2 separate regions of the Homo sapiens genome follow, and region 2 is linked to region 1. Evidence: chromatin loops called from intact Hi-C (ENCODE). Cell type or tissue: heart left ventricle. All regions are shown on one strand. Links, peaks and the distances in the headings refer to the core of each region. The heading gives the core; the rest is flanking DNA.

What was found. Hi-C counts contacts between places; a loop is a spot of excess contacts. Peaks named below come from ENCODE experiments on the same cell type or tissue, not always from the same donor. Only the 100,000 strongest peaks of a DNase experiment are listed, where the experiment ranks them.
Region 2: it touches region 1 in a loop (7-fold over the local background); 15 of 110 quality-filtered maps call a loop at or near these places.

Annotation. Positions count from the first base shown.
Region 1 is chr1:91,406,926-91,417,159 of GRCh38, forward strand. It overlaps a transcript of HFM1 not described here and the pseudogene LOC124904661. Among named protein-coding and RNA genes, the nearest start is that of HFM1, 7.2 kb to the left of the region's middle. In heart left ventricle, for the core only: no CTCF peak of the experiment used is centred there; no DNase peak of the experiment used is centred there; H3K27me3 peaks cover 339 bases.
Region 2 is chr1:91,908,334-91,918,567 of GRCh38, forward strand. No RefSeq gene overlaps it. Among named protein-coding and RNA genes, the nearest start is that of TGFBR3, 27 kb to the left of the region's middle. RefSeq lists enhancers at 2,266-2,766, 2,767-3,267. In heart left ventricle, for the core only: no CTCF peak of the experiment used is centred there; no DNase peak of the experiment used is centred there.

The DNA.
Region 1 (10,234 bases), core at 1,518-9,517:
TTAGCAAGACAGGCTCCATTCTAGACAGCTGCAGCCAAGAATACAGAGCTCTCTCTGCACCCAGCTCCCACTAGAAGGCGCGCTTTCTTTCTTTCATTGTGGTAAAACATGCGTAATATTTATAATTTTAACCATATATAAGTGTATAATTCAGGGACATTAAATACACTCATAGTGTTGTATAACCATCACTCTTATCCATACCCAAAACTTTTTCATTATCCCCAACAAGAAATTTGTGCCCATTCAGGGAGGGGAACTTCACACACTGGGGCCCGTTGGGGGGTGAGGGGCTGGGGGAAGGATAGCATTGGGAGAAATACTTAATGTAAATGACGAGTTGATGGGTGCAGCAAACCGACATGGCACATGTATATCTATGTAACAAACCTGCACGTTGTGCACATGTACCCCAAAACTTAAAGTATAAGAAAAAAAAAAAGAAATTTCTGCCCATTAAACAGGAACTCCTTCTTTTCCCCTTTCCCTAATTCCTGGTAACCTCTATTCTACTTTCTATTTCTATGAGTTTACCTATCCTAAGTACTTCATATAAGTGGGATCATACAATATTTGTTCTTCTATTTCTGGATTATTCACTTAGCATAATGTTTTCAATGTTCATCCATGTTGTAGCATGGATCAGAATTTTACTCCTTTTTAAGGCTCAATAATATTCTATTGTATTTATATACCACATTTTGTTTATCCATTTGTAATCCTGGCTAAGGGACATTTGAGTTGTTTCCACATTTCCACCTTTTGGCTATTGTGAATAATGCTTCTATGAACATTCGTGTGTAAATATCTCCGTTCAAGTCCCTGCTTTCAATTCCTTTGGATATGTACCTAGGAGTGGAATTGCTGGGACATATGGTAATGCTATTACAGCCAATGCCATGAGTTCTAGCTGATGTATCCAACATAACCAAAATTTTCTTCACTTTGTAACATCCACATCTTTTACACCCTGATTAGTCAGTAGAAATTGATATTGAAAAATTAGTCTCAGGCTGGGCAACACAGCGAGACTTCATCTCTACCAAAATTTTAAAAACTAACCAGGTGTGGTGGTGTGTGCCTGTAGTCCTAGCTGCTTGGCAGGCTGAGGCAGGAGAATGGCTTGAACCAAGGAATTCCAGGCTGCAGTGAGCTGTGATCCCACTACTGCACTCCAACCTGGGCAATAGAGCAAGATCCTGTATCTAAAAAAGCAAGAAAGAAAAAAGAAAAATTAGTGTTGATGGCTCTAGAGAAGCAGGAACCAAGAAATGTTGAGGTTTCAAGACTATTTTTCTGCAGATGACAGCCAGAAATGTGTTGTGTTTTTTATTGTCAGATTTGGACAAGAAACAGTGAAGAGATCATTTGGGAAGAATCTGAGAATTACAAAATTAATTTCTGAGAAAAAAACAGAAAAAAAGGAAATAAAGGTAGTTTGATATGATGGGATTCTCAGGAGGAAAGAAAAGTTTAGGGAGTTAGGGCCAATTCAGTAGATACTTAAATAACAAAAGGAAGACTGAATTAAGCACAAACCAAAAAAAAAAAATCTTTCTGTTCTTTCTTTCTTTTTCTTTGTTTCTCTTTTCTTTCTTTCTTTCTCTTTTCTCTCTTCCTCCCTTCCTCCCCTTCCTTCCTTCCCTCCCTCCCTCCCTTCTTTTTTCCCCTTCCTTCCTTTCTTTCCCTCTTTCTTTCTCTTTCTTTTCCTTCTTTCTTTCCTTCCTTCCTTCTTTCCTTCTTTCTTTCTTTCTTTCTTTCTTTCTTTCTTTCTTTCTTTCTTTCTTTCTTTTTCTTTCTTTCTTCAGGGTCTTGCTCTGTTGCCCAAGCTAGAGGGCAATTATGTGATGCCTCACTGTAACCTCATGGCTCACCATAACCTCAACCTCCTGGGCTCAAGCAACCCTCCTGCCTTAGCCTCCCAAGTAGCTGGGACCACACATACATACCACCACACCACACCCTGCTAATTTTTTAAAAATTATTTTTATTTTTTGTAGAGATGAGGTCTTGCTATGTTACCCAGGCTGGTCTCAAACTCGTTGCCTCAAGCAATCCGCCCACCTTGACCTCCCAAAGTGCTCAAACAGAAAAACAAGTGGCTTTGAAGAAATATATTAGTACCAGTATAAACATTACTGGTGTGAGCCACCATGCCTGGCCAGGATAATTTTTCTTTAGGAAAGATTTAGTAAGTATGTATGTAACCAAGAACATAATGACATAAATTGATTAGAAAGCAATTCCTTGAGTTCCAAATGGCTAAGGAGAGTGTTTAATGGTGTTGTATAAGATCCTATACTCTTATTTCAGGAAATCTGTTTTTTTTTTTCTTTTCAGGCAGAAATTGACTCCTCCTACCAAAATGAATTTAAAATATTTTCTGCTCTCCAAAGTCAAGAATCTTGATCCTAATAGAACTGCCAGACAGGGTGTTCCAATTAGGCCTAGAAGCAATGCACCATACAACGACAGCCAGCTAAGGTATATTACAAAGAACATAAGCTTTCCATAGAAATCAGTTGAGAAAGATTCAGCATTCAATGGCTGTTCTTTGTACTTGACTGTATAAGTAGATTCTAAAATGTGTTAACACAAACCCTGAACTAGGAAGCAAATATCCCAGTATATAAACTTGAGGACAAAGGGAAATATTCCACAACAGCATAGATTATTTCCTAAGTAAAAATTAATGCCAGTTTCTTCAGGAAGAGTATGTGGGGACTCATAACCAGTGTATGCATGTTTTATGGTTAGTTGTATTCAGGTTTGTGAGGCAAACTATACATACTTCACATTGAGTATACTAGGTTTAGTCATTCTTAGCAAATTCTTTTGCCATTATTATAAAGTCCCCGTATAAATAAGAATTAACAATTAACATATTCCTTCAGGTGGTTAGTGTCTGGAGTAGACTTTACCTGACTATTATAATTAAGATTCTGGCATCCAGAATCTTATATAAGATTGTATTAATGAAACATGCAACATATTATATCTTCAAAAAGATTATTTAAAGGAAATTTTAGAAGCCACTGACAGATATCTTTAAAAGATATTTAAATGTCAGAAATCAGAGTAGAAAACATACTTTTAAAAAAGCATTTTTGTTATGTTTTGTTTTGTTTTTTGTCTCAGGCCAAAAAGTAATTGGCAGTATCTTGCAGCCATATGATCAAAGATTGATTAATATTATATATATGTTGTCCAGAAATAAGATAGCTTCTACAGGTGATATAATTTAGTAGTTAATCAAGAGATATTGCAACGGTACAAATAACCAGTTAAGATACTGAACAAATTGATGTGTAGACAGAATAAGAAATAAGAAACACTGTGTAGAAGTAGAAATAATGCATTTGTCTGGAATCCTTTCCAGGAAATGGGGAGAGGGAAGAGATGCTATCACAACTGGCAGATGATTATTCATTTGTGATATATGTTGAGTTAGGATGCATTTAAGCATGGGTTATCTCATGTTTAAATTTGTCAAAGCATTGAGAAAGCACAGTACATACAATAGCATATATTTTAGCATCTTGAGTAAAAAGCATCTTGGAACAAAGTTGAGAGTGTTGTATACATGTCTACCCAGAGTCTGAAGCCACCACAAAAGGAAATAGACACATCAGTTTTACACAACATCTGCCACCACCAATAACCACTAGAGAAGGAAAAAGGGATAAATTTGAACATTTTCTCTAGAACTTCTGGCTGCTTTTGGCTTCAACCAGTCCTGAGAACATGAAATAGCTTTCAGGAGGGAGAGGGAGATGTTGAAGTGCAAAAGTAATAGAGCAGCTCTTTGGTAGGGAATGAGTGGTAAAGTTAGGACCCTCTCAGCCCAGTGCCCAGCACCCTAAGGGAGACACATTTGCATCCAGGGAGCAGCAGATGGAGCAAGATGCAGCAAGAGAAGCTGCAGGGACCAGCCTGTGGAGGAGAGGCGGCTTAAGCAATACTCACAGACCATTCCCTGGGCCTGGCCCCACTAAGCCTTCCAGAGTTGAGAATCCTGCCTTGGGCGAGATCTGCTAGCCTCAGAACAACATGTTGCCAGGGTAGAGGCGCTGAAGCAGGCAGCAGAACTGTCACCATGGCTGCAGGGGCAGTTCTAGAACTAGGAGCTGTGAAATCAACCAGGAATGTAAGCCTGGTTTATGAAAAGTATATGCTATTATGATGGTTCATTGAACTGATTGCTAAAACCAGGAGTTTGTCAAGCCCCTTCTCCTAGTTGTCAGCTGGGAAACCAGAGGGACTATTGAGTAGGGAGTGTCAGAGAATCTAGGATTCCAACAACTGGGACATGTTCTCAGAGTAATAATGCTTCATGGTTTTTGGTAGGAAATGAGTTACCTGCATGGTTATTTTGCTTTGTCTAACTCAGATTAGTGGCCTATGAAACATCAGTGTCACAACAAAATTTAGTAGCACTCTACGGTTTAAAAGCACTTGCTCATTTAATGGATGGGGAAAATTTCTGAGAATTCATAAAAATGGTGTTGTGTGCATGTCTGAATGAGTGGCTGAGGGTAGGTGCCTTGTATGTGTGTGTTATGGGGAGGGGAGGACAATGGCATGAAACCAAGCAGATGGAGAACATATTAGATACATATATTAGATGTATTAGAACATCATCCTTCCGCTAGTAAATAGAGTACTGTGGGTTAAAGCAAGTCCCAGTGAAAGAGTTCTGCCCAGAAACACAACTCCAAAGGTGAAGTCTGAGGATTTAAGAAGACATGGAGACCGAGTGGGAATTAAAATTTCATATGCCCAGAAAACAACAAGTAAGATAAGAGAGTAATTAATATAAAAGTAAAATGAGTTAATGTATATTGGACATCTTTCAGATACCTGTGAAGTAAAAGAGCTATCAAACTGTAAGATGTCATTGAACATTAAGAACTTTATCTTTATTCACCTATTTTATGTGTTTCTTAATTAACAGAAAATATAAAATTTGCTACCCCAGAAAAAAAATGACAGCATTAGCTCTGAAAAGGAGTCCTGCCAATTCCTGCAATTTGTGCTCAGACTGTCTATTCCATCCACACATTAGGAATGAGCAAGTAGCTCACTCAAGTAGTAGGAAGCTTCTTTTTCCAGCAGGATGCTTTGTATCACAAGTCATTTGGGGGAAGTTTTGACAAAATAAGTTATTTTGTAGGCCATAAGGTATAATACTGGGGAGTTTAAACATATTTTTTTTCTGGACAAAAGTACCATTCACATGATTTAGCTGATATTTTCCCCAAATTGGGAAGTATCCTAGACATGAATATTTGATATCTAATACAGTGATTTTGCCTGAATTCAATTCCCCTATATGTGATCTCCAGCTCTTTCTACAAACCACACTATTTCCCTTGAATAGCAGTTAACACTGATTTTTGTTGTTACTTAAAGATTACAATCAGAAGAAGTATATTTTTAAAATATCTGGCTTTGAACAAATTCCCATTTTATTTGTAATATCTACTGCTGTCCACAGTGGACTTAAAGCATAAAGATTTTTTCTTTCAACTTCACTCCCAAGTGACATCTTTCCCAACATATTCATATACACAAGTCACATTAAAATATATATAGCAAAGAATCCTCTAAACAGCTATTTCTCCCAACCTAACATCTGAGCTGCCATATGTTATGAATGTTTTGAACTCACAGAGATTTTGTAGCAAGTCACAAACCTGCATGGTCTGAAAGCACATGACTGCATCACTTCTCAGCCTTTTGGCTAAGATCAAGTGCAGTATTTGTTATTAGTTTAAAGCACATGACTGGAAAAATCTCCAACATCAGAAATTAGGGGCTAATGATACATATGCAAATAGAAAAATGGATACAAATTAAATACAAAGCTAAATGATTCTTTTCAAATCATACCGAAAAATTTTTTTTAATTTTCTATGATTACCCTAACATCTAAACCAAAAAATATTTTTAGGCCTCAGTAACTTGTGATCAGAATGTCTCAGTTGATTTGTATTTCTTCATTGAGAAAGTTTCTCAGAAGTTTCTTACCCATACTTTCATTTCTGGATACTAAAAATGAATAAAATCTTAGGTAAAATAAATAATTCCAACTCCCTCATTATTCTGAGAAATATATAGTTATTGCTTTGCTTAAGATAAAAAAAAAAAGACTGTCATTGGCAGAGCCAGCAAACTCAAATTTCTATATACCCAGTCTCCTGCTCTTTCCACAAGTCATACTCTTCCCATTGAACAAGACTTAGCAGATAACACTTGGAGTTTTGCATTTGGTTTATAAGGAATATTGACAACAAAGTGTTTTCAAAGGTGGGAAAATAGGAAAGTTAAAGAGCCTAGGACTTAAACAATATGTAAAAAAAAAAAAAAAACAAGCTGGAGGATTGAGGAAGTGTAGTATATAATATAGAGAAGAAAAGGCTAAAAAAAATTGGCTCTTTTCAAATATTTAAGGGACTCGTAGTGGAATAAATATTCTTTGTTTATGCTTTTATAGGCGTGGTTTCAGAAGGCTGAACTAGTACCATTAAATTAGGGTTGTTATTGGGTGAGAAATAGATTTCAACTATGAAAAATTATACGAAAAAGGTTTTCCTGTTTTTTTTCTTATAAAATTTATTGATGAATAATTTAAGCACAATAAACTGCATCTATTTAAAAGGCACAATTTAATGAGTTACAATAGTTATATATATCTGTGAAATCACCACCTTAACAAAAAAAAAATACAGAACATTTCTAGGAACCCCCCTCCCCCCGCCAAATTCTTCATTTCCTTTACAGTCAATTGTTCCACCTGCCCTTGGCTGCAGGCAAACACTGATCTGCTTTTTATTATTATATAGTAGTTGTATTTTATATAAACAGAATCATATATCATGTATTCTTTTGTGTCTGGTTTCTTTCATTTAGTCTAATGATTTTCAGATTTATCCCTATTGTTTTATGTATGAATAATTCATTCCTTTTGCTGAATATTATTCAATATAGTTTAGTATTATTGGAGAATACTATTCCATATATGAATATAATACACTTTTTAATCCATTCACGGGCTGACGGGCATTCGGGTTGTTTTCAGTTTGGAGTTATAGTGAATAACATTGCTATGAACATTCGTGTAAAAGTTTTTATATGGTCATATGTTTCCATTTATTTTGGGTATATACCTAGGAGTAGAATAACTAGATTATATGATAGGCAAATGTTTACCTTTTTAAGAAAGTTCCATATTGTTTTTCAAAGTAATTGTACCATTTTGCATTCCTGCCAGCTGTGTTTGAGTTCCAGTTAATTCTGCTTTGCCAACACTTGCTTTGTCAGTCTTTTCCATTTTACCCTTTCTAATGGTTGTAATGGTATCTAATGACTAAAAAAGTTGAGCATCTTTTCATGTACTCAGTATCTTTTATAAAATGTTATTGAGGTGTCTTCTTATCGTTGAGTTGAGGTCTTTATCTAAATACCAGTCAGTCCTTTGTCAAATGCATGACAGAGAGTATTTTCCCCCATACTGTGGCCTGTCTTTTCATTTTCGTAATAGTGTCTTCCAAAGAGAAAATATTTCATGTTGATGAAATCTAATTCACAAATTTTTTCTTTCATGATTAATTTTTTTGTGTCTTATTCTAAGAAATGTTTGCCTATGTCAAGTTGGTGAAGATTTGCACCTATCTTATTTTCCAGTAGTTTTGCAGTTTTAGCTTATCTTTAGGTCTGTCATACATTTCAGTTAATTTTCCATATTATGTGACATAAGAGTAGATGTTCTTTTTTTCTTTTTGTTCCTATATGGACATCCAGATTTTCCAGCAGTTTGTTGATTTCATTTTCCCATTGAATTGTTTTGGCAACTTCACTGAAAAATCAATCAGCCATGTATGTGTGGTTCTGTTTCTGGACTATAATTCCATTAATGTAAATATCTATATTTTTATCTTATTTTTATTTTTATACTTAAAGTGTATCTTCATATTTAGAGTACTTCCTTGTAGTCAGCAGGTGGTCACGTCTGCTTTTTAATCTAGTCTGATAATCTTTGTTTCTTCATTGGAGTGTTTAGTCAATTTATATTTAATGTAATTATTGATATGGTTGGGTTCAGTCTACTATTTTATTAATTTTCTACTTGTCATCTCAGTTTTCATTTCTTCATTCTCCCTTTCCTGCCCTCTTTCAGATTATTAAACATTTCTTATATTTTTATTTGAATCTCTTAGCTTTTTTTTTTTTTTTTTTTTGAGATAGAGTTTTGCTCTGTCACCCAGGCTGGAGTGCAGTGGTGTGATCTCGGCTCACTGCAACCTCCACCTCCTGGGTTCAAGAAATTCTCTGCCTCAGCCTCCCAAGCGCTTGCCACCACACCTGGCTAATTTTTGTATTTTTAGTAGAGACAGGGTTTTGCCATCTTATCCAGGCTGGTCTTGAAGTCCTGACCTCGTGATCCACCCACCTCGGCCTCCCAAAGTGCTGGGATTACAGGCTTGAGCCACCGTGCCTGGCCTCTCTTCACTTTTTAATCATACCTTTTCACAGTTTTTAAAGTAGTTGCTTTAGGTATTGCAGTATATATCCTTAAACTTTTCACGGTCTGCTTAGAGTTAATATAGTACTTTTTGTAGCAATCTAGGTCTATTTACCCCCATTCCTGCCATAATTTATGTTATAGTTGTTCTATACATTACTTCTACATAATATTTTAAACCCCTCAAGGCAATGTTCTAATTTTTGCTTTTCAAAATTATATATATTTTAAAGAAATTAATAGAAAAAGTAGTTTTCCATAGTTACCCACATATTTTGCATTTCTCATGCTTCTCATTTCTTCCTCCATACCAGAAGCAATAAATTGGTATGTACAATGTTTATGTACAATAAACTGCACCTATTTAAAAGATACAATTTAATGAATTATGATAGTTGTATATATCAGTGAAATCACTACCTTAATAAAAATACAGAACACGACTTATTTTAAGTCTTGTATATTACTAAAATATTGGGCCAAGATATGTGATTTCCTTAAATACACCAAGACTTGTATAAAATGTTCTTTCTAGTTTTATCCAAAACCAGAAAGTAAGATTATCTTCCAGTATCTTACTCTATGTACTCTAAATCACAAAGTCTCATATTCTGTAACTAACAAGGCTATACTTTCAGTGTGTTAATATGAACTTTCAAGCAAATTTTGAGGATTATTGCTTTATAAACTTACTGCAAAAAGGAACTTCTGCCTTCATTTCTTTATAGTAACTACATCGCTCCCAACTTTCAATGTGTTTGCTTATTTATCATTAATAATTCGACTTAGAAAAAGAGGGAACAGAAAATCTTAAAGATATAGACTTAGAAATCTTGGTCATTTAAAGATAAGTCAAAATTGGGGATAAAAATTCTCTGCAACTGTAATGTACAATGGTAGTTTCAAAAATCATAATTTTCAGAATTTGAGAATATTTTACAATAAATGGTGTATGCAACCGTAGTATGAACAAAGTTCAACTATATATTTCTTTACTAATAGGTGTAAAATAATTTGAGTGATTCTGTTTAACTTTCTCTATTCTTCCTGGATAGATACTGCCAAATATCCACCAACATCCATTTTTCTAATCTTTCGTATAAAGGAATTTATAACTGGGCTTATCTCACTAGGGACAGCGTTTGTGACCCCAACTTGCAGTTAAGTGGAATAACACAACTGAGTTCCTGCCAATAAAATGTGATGAAAGTGAAGTGTGTCACTTCTGATTCAGACATTCAGATACATTCTCTTTCCCACCAGTGACCCACTTTTAACCATGCAGATGGCAGCAATGCCCCAGGGATGACAGTACAATACGATGGATGAAACATGGGTCCTTAAATTATCACCATCAGAAGGGTTGTCTGCTAGCCTGGGACAATCACAGCAGACTATTACTTGGGTGGAACAAACCTTTACTTCTGATATGGTTTGGTTGTATTCTCACCCAAAATCTCATCTTGAATTATAATCCCCAAAACCCCCACTTGTCAAGGGCGGGACTAGGTGGAGGTAATTGGATCACGGGTGCAGTTTCCCTCATGCTGTTCTTATGATAGTGAGTGAGTCTCAAAAGATCCAATGGTTTTATAAGAGTCTGGCATTTCCTCTGCCTGCACTCACTCCATCCTGCCACCCTGTGAAGAAGGTGCCTGCTTCTCCTTTGCCTTCTGCCACGATTATTAAGTTTCCTGAATCCTCCTCAGC
Region 2 (10,234 bases), core at 666-8,665, 500 kb after region 1:
CATATACAAGTACATGAAAAAGTAACAAAGGAAAAATGTTTCTTCATATTAAAAAAGCAAATCAGGAAATTAATAAATAGTGGTCTAAGAGTTCTTCATAAAATTTTGCCAATTTTGGCCCAGCGTGGTGGCTCATGCCTATAATCCCAGTACTTTGGGAGGCAGAAGCAGGCATATCACTTGAGGTCAGGAGTTCGAGACCAACGTGGCCAATATGGTGAAACTTCGTCTCTACTAAAAATACCAAAACTAGCTGGGCATGGTGGCAGATGCCTATAATCCCAGCTACTTGGGAGGGTGAGGCAGGAGAATCACTTGAACCCAGAAGGCAGAGGTTGCAGTGAGCTGAGATTGAGCCCCTGCACTCCAGCCTGGGTGACAGAGCGAGACCCTATCTCAAAAAATAAATAAATAAATATAAAAATTTGCCAACTTCAAAATAAAAACAAAAGAGTTAACATAGAAATAATTTCAACAATACTGAGAAAAAAAGGAAGACATTGGCATTATTTGCATTTGCAAATCACTATTGTTGGCTGAGTCAATTTTTCTAAGTGAAACAGCATCATGCTTACAAGAAAAAATAAGTTATTATAAATATTTTAAAAATACAAAAATGAAAAATTCGGTGTTCTTTGTTTAATCCCAATGCTGAAAATGACTTTTTAAACTCCTGATTTTATTCTTCAGCATTTTGGCATATGAGTGAGTAGAATACTGATGCCTCTCAAATTAGAAGATTCTTGTTGAGATTTCACTGGGCTTCACAAACATGATCTCATCTTTCAGCTTGGTTATGTTCCACATCTAGGAGTGAGGATGAGTATATGATCAGGGAGGAAAAAAAGGAAACATTTATATAAGCCCCATAATACACAACTTTCTTTTTTCTTTTTCTTTTTCTTTAATTTTGAGATGGAGTTTCACTCTTGTTACCCAGGCTAGAGTGCAATGGCACGATCTTGGCTCACCGTAACCTCCGCCTCCCGGGTTCAAGCGATTCTCCTGCGTCAGCCTCCCAAGTAGCAGAGATTACAGGGATGCGTCACCACGCCTGGCTAATTTTGAATTTTTGGTAGAGACTGGGTTTCTCCATGTTGGTCAGGCTGGTCTCAAACTCCCAAACTCAGGTGATCTGCCCGCCTCAGACTCCCAAAGTGCTGGGATTACAGGCATGAGCCACCGTGCCCAGCCCAATACAACTTTTTAAAACTCCAATAGAAATCTGTGATGAAGCCAGGCACAGTGGCTCATGCCTGTAATCCCAGCATCTCAAAACTCGAAACTCGAAACTCCATCTCAAAAAAAAAAAAAAATCCATGATGAAAAGAAGATGTAAACATAATATATATATATATATATATATATATATACACATGTGTGTATATGTATGTTTGTGTATTCCCTATGGGAGTACACAATCCAAACAGGGCATAATCATAGAATATGGTAAAGAAGTGAGAAAAAAGTAGTCACCCTTTGCAATGAAAACACTAAAAAGAATGAGATGAGCTATATGAAGATATCTTCCCTAGAGTGGACACACCCAAAATTTGAAACCTTGTTACTAATAACACTAGGGCGTCTTCCTAAATCACCAAGATATTGCATAAAAATCTCATCTGGAAGGCATCAAATTCAAATGTTATCTAATTAATATATAATAAATTGGCCAGGTGTGGTGGCTCACGCCTGTAATCCTAGTACTTTGGGAGACCAAGGTGGGCGGATTACTTGAGGCCAGGAGTTCAAGACCAGCCTTGACCATATGACAAAACTCCATCTCTACTAAAAATAAAAAATTATTTGGGCATGGTGGTGCACACCTGTAATCCCAGCTACTCGAGAGGCTGAGGCACAAGAATATCTTGAACCTGAGAGGCAGAGGTTGCAGTGAGCCAAGATCACGCCACTGCACTCTAGCCTGGGCAACAGAGTGAGAGTCCGTCTCAAAAAAAAAAAAAAAAAAAATATATATATATATATATATATATATATATAAAATAAACCATCCCTGGAAATGATATATTGCAGTGATGGAAGCTTTTGCAACTAGTGGGTTTAACATCTTTTGGTGTACTTCCAGAGTCCTTTTCAAGGAGAATGGACTTTGTGTGACCTACTGTAAGTGGTAATTAAGTAGAATCAATTTATGTGAATCAGTTTTTTTCTCTAATATTCTCAAAATATTTACTAAGTTCTATCATGTCTCTTACCCATACCATCCCAATTTAACTAATTAGAGTATAAGTGTTGCATCTCATTTATAGGGTACCTTTTAGGGATGACATCTACACAACCAAAGATGAAAGTCAGGCTGGGCAATTTATTCAGTCAATGTAATTAAGATATGTATTTATTTTTTATTTTTATTATTTTTTTTTGAGACAGAGTCTTGCTCTCTCGCCCAGGCTGGAGTGCGATGGTGCCATCTTGGCTCACTGCAACCTCTGCCTCCTGGGTTCAAGCGATTCTCCTGCCTCAGCCTCCTGATTAGCTTACATGCGCATGCCTCCATGCCCGGCTAATTTTTGTATTTTTAGTAGAGATGGGGTTTCACCATGTTGGTCAGGCTGGTCTTGTACTCCTGACCTTGTGATCCGCCTGCCTTAGCCTCCCAAAGTGCTGGGATTACAGGCATGCGCCACCGCGCCCGGCCGTTATTTATTTATTTTTGAGACAGGGTCTCACTCTGTCACCCAGGCTGGAGTGCAGTGGCACAATCATGGATCACTGCAGCCTCAACTTCTCTGGCTCAAGCAATTCTCCCACTTTAGCTTTCTGAGTAGCTGGGACTACAGGTGTGTGCCACTACGACTGGCTAATTTTTGATTTTTTTGTAGAGGTGGGGTCTCCCTATATTTCCCAGGCTCTTCTTGAACTCCTGGCTTCAAGTGATCCTCCTTCCTTGGCCTCTCAATGTGTGGGGATTACAGGAATAAACCATCACACCTAGCTGTGTTGCCCAGGCTGGAGTACAGTGGCTATTCACAGGTGTGATCATAGGGCACTGTGGCCTCGAACTCCTGGCTTCAAGCAATCCTCCTGCCTCAGTCTCCTGAGTAACTGGAACTACAGCTACTCGAGAGGCTGAGGTGGAAGGATCACTTGAGCACAGGCGGCAGAGGCTGCAGTGAGCCATGATCGTGCCACTGCACTCCAGCCTGGGTAACTGAGACACTGTCTCAAAAAAAAAAAAAAATTCTCAGCCTCAGGGAGCTTCTATTCTGGAAGACAGAAGTAAAATGCTTAATTAACATTTAACTACATCTTTTCTTATTTGAAAAGTAGATCACACACCATTAAAACATTAAAATAGGCTGGGCGTGGTGGCTCACACCTGTAATCCCAACACTTTGGGAGCCCGAAGTGGGTAGATCACGAGGTCAAGAGATCGAGACCATCCTGGCCAACATGGTGAAACCATCTCTACTAAAAATACAAAAATTAGCTGGGCATGGTGGTGCGCACCTGTAGTCCCAGCTACTCGGGAGGCTGAGGCAGGAGAATGGCTTGAACCCGGGAGGCGGAGGTTGCAGTGAGCTGAGATCGTACCACTGCACTCCAGCCTGGTGACAAAGCAAGACTGTGTCTCAAAGAAAAAAAAAATTAATCTCTAAATTGTCATCACAGATTGAATTTAAGAATACCTAGAAGGAAATATTGTACCACATGCATTATTTTTCTGGATTTAAGAGAGTGTGAAATCTCTTTAGCTGGGCGCCTATAATCCCAGATACTTGGGAGGCTGAGGCAGGAGAACCTCATGAACCCAGGAAGTAGAGGTTGCAGTGATCTGAGATGGCACCATTGCACTCCAGCCTGGGTGACACGGTGAGACTCCGTCTCAACAACAACAAAAAAAAGGTATGAAATCTCATTTAATGTTTATCATATAAATGATTACCTTATGGCTAAATTTGTATGCATTGTCCTAGAAAATTATGCTTTTCTTTGTAATTATGCTTTTCTCCCTCTTTCCAGAACACATTTCTTTCCAGAAAGAAAATCTCCGGAAAGAAATGTGTTCACAGTGGAATGTCTCTGATGTTTACATTAAAATCAATGGAGATATCAATCTCTCACTGGGTCTCAAGACTTCCTTTCTGTCACAATGAAGAATCCTCTGATTTAATACTTTGTTCATTAATCATCATTACACTATATTTTTAAAAAATCCCAATATATTTTGCTGGGTAAAAACTGTTGACTCCTTGTTTACTTAAAATATGATAGAATCAAGCATGAACAAATCACAGAACATAAATTTGGGTGTTCAAAATACAAAAGATTAAAAACATACTCTGTCTACATTAATAAAAACTTTCAAAGGGATTGCAACCAATTCTATCAAAGCCTCAGAAGTTCCTGCTTTGGCAGTTAAAAGAGAAGAACATGAAACATCTTGTGAATTTTTTTCTTTGTGGATAATTAAACACAAGCCATGAGAAAGCAAATGTGCAGATGTACACCATATTTTCCTCACTCTGAAGACTAGAGCCATGTTTTGGAGACTTAATATTTGAAAAAAAAAATTTGAACTACATGTGAGGTATGTAGACTTTTTTCTTAAATTAATGTTTTTTGGTAATTTTATCAAGCATCGCCCCTGTGTCTTCCTTTCTATTTAAAGTGATTGAGTTTAGTTATCCTCTTCTTTCTTCTTTCAGGGAGGCCAAACACATTTTCAAATAACCAGAGCACATTGTAAAAGTGTGTACGTGGGGGTGAGGGAGTGGCTCTCTATGTTAAGGTGGACATCGTCCTTCATTGAGTTTTCCCTTCATTCATAAGAGAAACCCTTCCTGCTGGTTGCTATCACAAAAAAGATACCATTTCTCCTGGGGCCTGCAAGAACTTATCTCCTTTTACTCAGAGTTGGAATCTCCCCAGGAGGAGGAAAATCAGACTCAATATTATTATGAATCACTTTCAAGCCCTAAAGAGCCACATAGAAGTCAGCCATCCTGAGAACTCTTACAATTCATCTGGTAACTTAACAATTAGTGGCAAAATATGTTCATTTATTTCATCTATTCAGCCAACATACAATGAGATCCTGTAACTGGCCCAGGGCGGCTGGATGTGAGGGATGCCACCAAGAAAAAGATACCTGCTCTCATGGAGATTAAAATCTGATAGGGAAGAGACATTGATAAAATAATCCCACTAAAAATATATATACATATAATTACAACTCTCATAAGAATCAGGCAGAAAAGGTACACGGTGCCAGAAATCTCAAAATAGGGGGACTTGATACAGTTGGGGAGGGAAAGAGGTCAGGACTGCTTTCCTAATGAAGGGATGGGGAACCCATTCCAGACTGAGCAAGGGTTTGTGGAGCTGGAAACACTGAATGAATGTCAGTGCAGCTGGATCTCAGAGAGCCAAGTCCCCATGGGCATTGGGACGGGAGAGGGAGGGGAGAGATAAAGCTGGAAATATAGGACAATAGTTAGATCAAACAAAGCTTTATGGTTTTTTTGTCCAAGGAGCACTGAAGAATGGGAAGCATATTTGCGTCTTAAAAATGCTCCCTCTCTCTCAGAGCTAGCAGGAAGGTCGGGGGTAGGTGGAGGGTTGCAGGGGATCTGGCCAGATGTAGGGGGCTGCTGTAGTAGTTCCGGAGAGTCACAATAGGCTAGTGCTAGGCTGATGATATTAGCCATGGAGACAAGAGGAGGTAACATAGACAGGCTAGTAAAAGTAACCATCCCATTGGAGAATGCAGAAACTACAGAACAGCCCTTAACAAAATGCTGTGAAGTCCATGCAGCAGATTTCCTCTCATAATATTGTAAAGGTGTCCCCTGTGTGTCAGCGTGTTTCTTTCACATTTCTTTTCATTCTGGAGAAGGGTGTGTCAGCTCAGATTCCATCTATGGGAAAAAAGTTTGATAAATGAGTTTTCAGTTTGGGCGCGGTGGCTCACGCCTGTAATCCCAGCACTTTGGGAGGCTGAGATGGGTGGATCGCTCAAGGCCAGGAATTTGAGACCAGCCTGCGCAACATGGCGAAAACCTGTCTCCACTAAAAATACAAAAATTTGCCGGGCGTGGTGGCATGTGCCTGTAATCTCAGCTACTCAGGAGGCTGAGGCATGAGAATCATTTGAACCTGGGAGGCAGAGGTTGTAGTCAGCTGAGATCACGCCATGCACTCCAGCCTGGGTGACAGGGCCAGACCTTGTCTCAAAAAAAAAAGTTTTCAGGCAATGGCATAGTGGTGAGGAATCTTTCTCTAGGCTGCCATTTCCCTCCCATGCAAAACTGTAAAGCAGAGATGGTCAGGCTTTAAGGGTTCCAGTTTCTCTTGATTGCCTTTTTCTACTCAGCCTGCCTAACTTTCGCTCTTTCACACTCTATCACCCACTACATCATAACCTGCTCTAAGGAAAGTGTCTGATAAACAAATTCTAACAAACATATAAAGAAAAAGCATATGAATGATTTCTCCCAAAGAGTGTTTATGTTTGAATATCTAAAGGAATGAATCTCTAATTATGGAAGGCCAGCCATCAGTCAACAAACGGAAAAAAATATTTTGGACTAGGCATGGTGGCTCACAGCTATACTCCCAGCATTTTAGGAGGCTGAGGCAGGAGGATCACTTGACCTCAGGAGTTCAAGACCAGCCTGGGCAATATAGCAAGATCCCAGTCTCTAAAAAAATTTTTTTTAATTGCCCGTGCACAATGGTTCACACTATAATCTCATCACTTTGAGAGGCTGAGGCAAGAGGTTTGCTTGAGCCCAGGAGTTTGAGACCAGCCTGGGCAAGATAGTGAGACCCCATCTCTACAAAAAAAAATGTTTTTGTTAGCCAATGAGGCCAGGCACAGTGGCTCACGCCTGTAATGCCAGCACTTTGGGAGGCCGAGGCGGGTGAATCACGAGGTCAGGAGTTCAAGACCAGCCTGGATGGTGAAACCCCATCTCTATGAAAAATACAAAAAATTAGCCGGGCATGGTGGCGGATGCCTATAATCCCAGCTACTCAGGAGGCTGAGGCAGAGAATTGCTTAAACCCGGGAGGCGGATGTTGCAGTGAGCTGAGATTGCGCCACTGCACTCCAGCCTGGGTGACAGAGCCAAACACCATCTCAAAAAAACTAAAAAATAAAAAAGAAAAGAAAAAGTAGCTGGTTTGCGACACACACCTGTAGTCCCAGCTGGGAGGTCAGGAGTTCCAGGCAACAGTGAGCTATGATCTCACCACTGCACTCCAGCCTGGGCAACAAAGCAAGACCTTGTCTCTAAAAAAAAAAATCAATTAATTAAAATTTAAAAAGAATGTGATCTGTATGCTTGACAGTTCCCAATTTCTACCTTCCCACTTGATCCTCCTCTGAGTTCCAGACTACTCTATCCAGCTATTGATCAACATCTCTGCCTGGACATCTTACAAGCATTTCAAATGTAATGTGTCCAAATCAGAACTCCATCTCCCAACCCCCAGAAACCCAGACTTCTCTAACTCAGTAAATGACAATATCAGACACTCAGAAACCTGGGATGAGGGTCGGGGGCATCCGGGACTCCTCCCTCCCTGTATTAGTTTCCTATGGCTGCTGTAAACAATCGCAATGTATTTTCTCCCAGTTCTGGAAACCAGAAGTCTGAAAGCACGGTGTCAGCAGGGCTGCTCTACCTGTGGGGCTCTCAGGGAGAAATCTTGCCTCTTGCAGCTTTCTGGTGGCTCTAGGTGTTCTTTGTGGCTGTATCATTCGATTTTTCTTTTCTTTTTTCTTTTCTTTCTTTTTTTTTTTTACATGTACCTGTTTATTATGAAGGATATTACAAAGGATACAGATAAAGAGGCACGTAAGACATGTAGGGTGAGGCATAGGGGAAGGGGTGTGGAGCCACCTTGCCCTCCTGGTGCAACCTTCCAGCTGTCTGGAAGTTCACTGAATCCAGTCCTTTTGGATTTTTCTGGAAGCTTCACGACATCAGCATTTCTTTCCCCAGGGTATAGGGTGGGACCCTCTCATGGGAAGGCCTTAAGACCCACAATCAGAAAGTCAAGAGGACATTAGAGTGGAAGGGAGACAGGAAAAGGGACAGAAGGCCTGCCCCTGAGGCCTAACACAGCCAACGTTCTAACAGAAGGTTCTAACAGGGCCTATGGGAGTTATGAGCCAGGAACCCTGGGTAAAAATAATATATATCATAACACCACAGGCCACCCCCTGGTTTTCAACCACGGATTTTTTACTCTCTCTCTCTCTCTCTCTCTATATATATATATATATATGCTTACTATATATATATATACTTACTATATATATACACTTACTATATATATACTTACTATATATGCTTACTATATATATACTTACTATATACATATACTTACTATATATATATATACTTACTATACATATACACACACACACACACACACACACACACAATCATGAATAATCCAGACCATCATATTGTTTCATGAACCCAAAAGTATCTGAGACAGATCTCAATCAATTTAGAAAGTTTATTTTGCCAAGGTTAAGGACACACAGGACACAGCCGCAGGAGGTCCTGACAACATGTGCCCAAGGGGGTTGGGTTAGAGCTTGCTTTTATACATTTTAGGGAGACATAAGACATCAATCAATACATGTGAGATTTACGTTGGTTCAGTCTGGAAGGGTGGAACAACTCAAAGCAGGGGGGCTTCCAGGTCATAGGCAGATTTAAAAATTTTCTAACTGGCAACTGGTTTAAAGAGTTATTAACAATAGAAACGAATGTCTGGGTTATGATAAGGGGCTGTGGAGAGCAAGGTTTTATCATGCAGATGAAGCCTCTAGGTAGCCAGCTTCAGAGAAAATAGATTGTAAATGCTTCTTATCAGACTTAAGGTCTGTGTTGATGTTAACGCTGGTTGGTATTTCCCAAATTCCAAAAGGGAGGAAAGTATAGTGAGGCATGTCCAGCCCCTCCTTTCCATCATGGAACTAGTTTTTCAGGTTAACTTTGGAATGTCCTTGGCTGAGAGGAGGGGTGTGTTCAGATAGTCGGGGGGCCCTGGAATTTTATTTTTGGCTTACAGTTTGAATATCTCCCAAGATGAGGCCACTCAGGTTTGCAGGTTTCCTCTCAATCTTGTCAGGTTCCAAAGCAGAAGTGGCCTTGGTAAGTATACAGCTCACACTTTCAGGCATCTGGGATGATGGAGCTAAGACATAATGTCATCTCTTACTCTGAGACTCTTTTGAGTTTTTGAGTTGTTGTGTTTTTGTTTGTTTGTTTGTTTTTGAGACGGAGTCTCGCTCTGTCGCCCAGGCTGGAGTGCAGTGGCTCGATCTCGGCTCACTGCAAGCTCCACCTCCCGGGTTCACGCCATTCTCCTGCCTCAGCCTCCCGAGTAGCTGGGACTACAGGCGCCCGCCACCACACCTGACTAATTTTTTGTATTTTTAGTAGAGACGGCGTTTCACCTGTTAGCCAGGATGGTCTCAATCTCCTGACATTGTGATCTGCCCGCCTCGGCCTCCCAAAGTGCTGGGATTACAGACATGAGCCACCGCATCTGGCCATCCCAGCTAATTTTTAAAACAACTTCCCCTAAAGCTGGGTCTCACCATATTGGCCAGGCTGGCCTCAAATTCCTGACCTCAAGTGATCCACCTGCCTTGGCCTCCCAAAGTACTGGGATTACAGGCGTGACCACAATGCCTGGCCTTAATTTCTTTACTGGAAGTTACTGTTTCTCTCTCTCTCTATTAATATTCAAACTTCGTCACCTTTGGAAGGAACATTAGAATTGCCACTGTGCTGGTCTAAACTGCAGGTAGCGATGCAAGTCTAGCAAGTACCTCCTCCTCAATCCATTCTCATTCAGGTAGGGTAAGGTAACACAGGTGTAGAACTAGTGAGCTATTTTTACCACTAGGCAGTATAGCTGCATTCACTCTTTTTTTTTTTTTTTTTTTTTTTTTTTTTTTTGACACGGAGTCTCGCTCTGTCGCCAGGCTGGAGTGCAGTGGCGTGATCTCGGCTCACTGCCACCTCCGCCTTCCGGGTTCAAGCGATTCTCCCGCCTCAGCCTCGCAAGTAGCTGGGACTACAGGCACGTACCACCACACCCAGCTAATTTTTGTATTTTTAGTAGAGACAGGGTTTCACCATGTTGGCCAGAATGGTCTCAATCTTTTTTTGTTTGTTTGTTTTGAGACAGAGTCTCACTCTGTCGCCCAGGCTAGAGTGCAGTGGTGCGATCGCGGCTC